2 separate regions of the Homo sapiens genome follow, and region 2 is linked to region 1. A link is an interaction called in ENCODE POLR2A ChIA-PET data of the cell type or tissue named here. Cell type or tissue: PC-9. All regions are shown on one strand. Links, peaks and the distances in the headings refer to the core of each region. The heading gives the core; the rest is flanking DNA. Region 1 overlaps ZFYVE9 (zinc finger FYVE-type containing 9). Region 2 overlaps ZFYVE9 (zinc finger FYVE-type containing 9).

What was found. ChIA-PET counts read pairs that join two places held together with the same protein. Peaks named below come from ENCODE experiments on the same cell type or tissue, not always from the same donor. Only the 100,000 strongest peaks of a DNase experiment are listed, where the experiment ranks them.
Region 2: POLR2A ChIA-PET joins it to region 1 with 19 read pairs; 6 of 35 experiments call an interaction of 5 or more read pairs at or near these places.

Annotation. Positions count from the first base shown.
Region 1 is chr1:52,167,573-52,170,390 of GRCh38, reverse strand. The region is part of intron 1 of ZFYVE9 (zinc finger FYVE-type containing 9); the gene reads right to left. Among named protein-coding and RNA genes, the nearest start is that of ZFYVE9, 27 kb to the right of the region's middle. In PC-9, for the core only: no CTCF peak of the experiment used is centred there; no DNase peak of the experiment used is centred there.
Region 2 is chr1:52,280,189-52,283,006 of GRCh38, reverse strand. It overlaps ZFYVE9 (zinc finger FYVE-type containing 9), which reads right to left. Exons shown (of 19, transcript NM_004799.4): 10 at 1,191-1,346. Among named protein-coding and RNA genes, the nearest start is that of CC2D1B, 85 kb to the left of the region's middle. In PC-9, for the core only: no CTCF peak of the experiment used is centred there; a DNase peak (open chromatin) is centred at 1,266.

The sequences.
Region 1 (2,818 bases), core at 153-2,652:
AAATAAAATTGACAAACCTTTAGCCAGACTAAGAAAAAAAGAAGACTCAAACGAAATCAGAGATGAAAAAGGAGACATTATTACTGATACCAAGAAATTCAAAGGATCATGAGTGGCTACTATGAAAAACTATATGCCAGCAAATTAAGAGTAAATGGGTCAATAAGTATCGTCAAATGAATAAATGATGCAATGGATTTACAAATATTAGTATGTTCATAAATTAATGTTATAGAAACTAAGAGGAAACAATTATTACAGCTTAGAATTATCTAACAAGACTTCATGAAAAGCTTTGAACTGAATATTAAATGAAGATAGGAAGAATTTTTAAAAAAGAGCAATAAAATTTTTCAAAATCTTCTTAAGTAAAATCTGCAAAAGGTCAAAACGAATTCTTGGCTGTTCCAACGTATGTAACTGTTACATCACATAACGAAAATGTATTTCTGCAGGAAAAAATTGAGGCTTACTGATTGACAAATCCATTCAACAAATGTATTAGCTTACTAAAGTCCTAGACCAAGTTGAAAATAAGAGGATAGCAAGGAGTTAGGGTACAAATACTTCATAATAGCAAGTTTTGGGGTCAAATCTCATTACAACATAATTACAATAAAAATCTCCACATAATTCACATTTATATAAATATTCACTCAACCAATACTTGAGCACCTGGTTACTGTGTTCCTTCAACAATCAAGGGTACAGATTAAGCCCTCTATTATTATAACATTTTAAAATAATTAAGTCAGTTAAACACTCAGTGGAGTTTATCTAACCAGGTTGTTGAATTTGAGTATTAGCACTGGAGATGAAACAGCAAGTAAACAGGCAAAACCTGAGCCCTCGCAGAGATTACATTCTAATGGATGGAAATGAATGATCAACAAGATAAACATGTAAAATATATGATATGCTAGATGACGTGTTAAGATGAAAAATAAAGAGAGAGGAAAATTTGAGGGTTATAAATTTATTTTATTTTATTCAGACAGTGTCTCACTCTGTCACCCAAGCTGGAGAGCAGTGGCACAATCATGGCTCATGGCAGCCTTGACCTCCTGGGCTTAGGTGAACCTCACATCTCAGCCTCCCAAGCTGGGAGTACAGGCGTGTACCACCACGTCTGGCTAGTTTTTTTGCATTTTTTGTAGAGATTGGGTTTTATCATGTTGCCCATGCTGGTCTCAAACTCCTGGACTCAAGCAATCTACCCGCCTCTGCCTCCCAAAGTGCTAGGATTATAGGCATGAGCCACTGCACTCGACTAGGGGGTTACAATTTTAAATTAGGCAGCCAGAGAAAGTCTCACTGAGTCACATCAAGATCTGGATGTCAGGGAGCAATCTGGGAATTCAGAGGAAGGTAGTTAAAAACAGAGGGACAGCAAGAACAAAGCACAGATTAAGGGAGGGAAAGAGTAGCAGATGATAGGAAAGGAGTTTCCAGGGGGGTCAGATTAGGGTCGGCCAACTGCCACTTATTTCCAGCAAAAATCAATACAACAAAATTTCAATACATTAAAAGAAACCTGATACCTCATCTAGAATTTGCTTTTAAAGAATCTAATCTGGCTAGGCGTGGTGGCTCATACCTGTAATCCTAGTACTCTGGGAGGCTGAGGCAGGAATATTGCTTGATCCCAGGAGTTCAAAACCAGCCTGGACAACATAGGAAGACCTTGTCTCTACAAAATAGTAAAAAATTAGCCAGGCATGGTGGTGTGTGTCTGTGGTCCCAGCTACTTGGGAGGCTGAGATGGGAGGCTTGTTTGAGCCTGAGGTCAAGGCCACAGTGAGCCACAATCAAGCCACCGCACTCCAGCCTGGGCTACAGAGCAAGACCCTGTTGCTTTTAAAAAAAAAAAAAAAGGCCAAGCACAGTGGCTCACGCCTGTAATCCTAGCACTTTGGGAGGCCAAGGCAGGCAGATCACCTGAGGTCAGGAGTTTGAGACCAGCCTGACCAATACGGTGAAACCCCGTCTCTATTGAAAATACACAATCTAGCCGGGTGTGGTGGTGTGCGCCTGTAGCCCCAGCAATGCAGGACGCTGAGACAGGACAACTGCTTGAACCTGGGCAGCAGAGGTTGCAGTAAGCTGAGATCGCACCATTGCACTCCAGCCTGGATGACAGAGCGAGACTCTGTCAAAAAAAAAAAAAAAAAAAAAAGAAGACGAAGAGGAGGAAGAGGAGGAGGAATCTAATCTGTAACACAAACTTAATTTGTTTCTATTTTCAAATTTGCTTTATGACAGATTTTAATAAGTTTTCTTAAATAAGAAGTATACTAAATGAAAGCAGTCCCTCCTAACTCCTAAGGAAGCCCCAAATTTCACACAGAAACCACTCTATGATCTACACAATGACAAAATGCATATAATACTATAATGCAACTTACTTCTAACTCCTTTCAACAGCCTGCTGAAAATATTTCACTAATCCTAAATTTATTTGCCTTTTCTCCAAAAAGCTACAGAAACAAAGATTTTTGCTGCAAGCATCTCACAGGATCTGAATGTTCCAAAGATCAACTGTGATTCTGCTGTCTGCACACTGAGAGGTCATTGCTTTGGACCTGGTATCATGAAGGCTCTCTTGAAGTTATCTTCAGTTCATCTGCTTGTTGCTGTGACTTTGTTTGGATATGCAGAATCAAGAGTATTACTGTACTCTTGATTGGCTTCACATCAAAATTAAAGCAATGACAGTTGATGATTTGTATGTGCTTTCTGATGAGGTGTTTCTGAGAAGTGGGTGTCCTGTAACCAAAGTGTGGCAAGATTTGTATACGTTTTTGTACTCTACAAGTGA
Region 2 (2,818 bases), core at 87-2,586, 110 kb before region 1:
TAATGCTACACCTAAATTATTGTAGAGACTAATGAAGACATAAAGGCACAATCTTTTACGCATAATCTACATCACATTAAAAATACAATTATATATCCTGCTTCTGTAATTATTTAAAGAGCATTTTCCATGTTACTACATTCTTTTCATAAATATTGTTTTAATGGCCAAAAAAAGTTCTCAAAAAGATCCTCACATCTAATAAGTATAACACAGTTAAACTTTCCACCTATAGCTAAGGCATTCAGGTTGCTTCTGAATTTTTGTGTTAAATTTAGGTAATGTTGCAATAAACCCTTTCATTCACAGAAGTGCATTTTATATTCTGGATACTGTCTTTGGCACAGAATCCCACAATGAAAATTATTGCATTAAGAAAGTCTGAATAATTTATTGTTTTAATATATGTATGAAATATTATCAAATAATACATGAAAATAGTTTTAATACCCCGGTCACCCTCACACCCTCTCCAGGCCTTCTTCCTCAAAGATAAACCCTATTTATCAAATACAGATATTATGTACTGACTTCCTGTTACAATAAACGAGAATAGTTCAATTACACCGTTTTTCTACCTCATTTGTTAAATCAAAGGGAGGCTGACTTTGTAATGTCAAATAACACAATGTCATAATAAATAACTATAATGTCAAATAATGTGTTTCTTTTCTCTCAATCTTAGTTTCTTTTTATGTTAATATCCTTAGTCTTTCCCAGCTTCTAACCTCTATGCTTTTACTTTTAAGTTGTTACAGTTAATATTTACAATTTATTTTGAAGCCATAGTCATGTATGCTAATTGTTTTTGAAATTTGAATATTCATTAGCATTTACACTATGATTAAATAAATATTGTTAACCAAAGAAACAAGAAGTAAGTTACAAATATGCTTCCTTCTACCAGGTACCAATATCCTGACCCCAGGCCACTAAAAAGAAAATATTCTTACATTTAGGTCACCAGATTCTCTTACAGCTTTGATTCCAGCCTCTGTAAAATAAAAACTATACCAGGTACAATACTAAAATTTATAATTTCTTCAAACCATGGAAAGCTTCAACTTGCCACTAATATCAAAGTCCCCTGCCATGCTTAAGTCCAAAGTTAAGACTATTATTTTGTATTTGAATTCAAAATTTTTTTGTCATCTACAAAGGGAGCAGACTAAGTCATAAAGCATTCCTACCTGCCAGAGCATCCCGATAAAGCTGCACAAAGTGATTAAAGATATCCTTTGGCAAACACTTTTCATCCGGTAAACACTGTAGAAGAATGACTATCTCAGACTGACCCACTGCATGCATTCCCTTGGTTGTGAAACACCAGCACTTCCTGTTCACATCTACAGATGGAATAAAAACACAAAAATAAAGACATTCCTATCAATCCTTACTCTTAAAAAAAGATGCACAGAAATCTGTGTTACAATACAGCAAAGATTAAAATAGATCACACTGAGTCTGTATAATTCAACTGTGAACTGTCACTGCATTGAGCCAAAAACCTATTGTAGAAAATAAAACATGCCAATGCCTCTGGCTCTTTTCTAAACACTTGGAAAAATGATTGAGGACGGCCGAGGTGGCTCACGCCTGTAATCCCAGCACTTTGGGAGGCCGAGGCGGGTGGATCATGAGGTCAGGAGATCAAGACCATCCTGGCTAACACGGTGAAACCCCGTCTCTACTAAAAATACAAAAAAATTAGCTGGGTGCAGTGGCGGGCGCCTGTAGTCCCAGCTACTCGGGAGGCTGAGGCAGGAGAATGGCGTGAACCCGGGAGGTGGAGCTTGCAGTGAGCCGAGATCGAGCCACTGCACTCCAGCCTAGGCGAAAGAGTGAGACTCCGTCTCAAAAAAAAAAAAAAAGAAAAGAAAAGAAAAGAAAAATGATTGAAATGGAAGTAAAAGAAATAATAATAAAACGCACTTAAAACTTTTAACTCCTATTAAAAGAAGCAACATTCTATTAATACTAAAATAAAACCAAACTATGTATTGTAAGCCAAACGTGATTGAAGAACATAGTCCTCCACCTTTATATTTTAAAAAATCACATCATCGAAGGAAGTAATTACCAATGTAAGGCTAGAAGTAATTACAACAAAAGCCAATAATATAGCTTTATCTTCAGGTTGTGACCTAAAGGAAATATATTTTTATGTATATTTATTAAATTTAATATATGACCAAGAGATTCCAGCTATTTTAACTATAGTCCTTTCCAGGAAAAAATTCTAGATAATCAGCAACATGACTTTACTTGGCTTCATGCTGTAAAAATTAGTGAAAAGGATGGCTTTTCTGAACTACTTAGTTCCACTCCTTCACTTTAAGGCTATATGGAGAGTATGAACAGCAGAAACCATATGTAGTCAAAAACAATGTTTAATCCTTGACACTTTTACTCTTCATACCCCAACACAATGGGATCCCCAAAGGAACTGAAAAAGGACTCAAATAAAATTATGAATACCACCATGTAAATCAAAACAAATGTTAATCAAAAAAACAAAGACATCTTTATTTCACTTTGGGAATCCTTGCTTTATGTACCTAAATAGGACATTCCTCATGATGGTATATACTTCAAGAATCTAGGTTAGCTAATTTTTTTTTTTTTTTTAAACAGGGTCTCACTCTGTCATTCAGGCTGGAGTGCAGTGTCATGATCTCGGCTCACTGCAACCTCCGTCTCCTGGGCTCAAGAACTCCTCCCACCTCAGCCTCGAGAGTAGCTGGGACTACAGGAGCATGTCACCATGCCCAATTTTTTTTTTTTTTTTTTTTGGTAGGGATGAGGTTTCACCATGTTG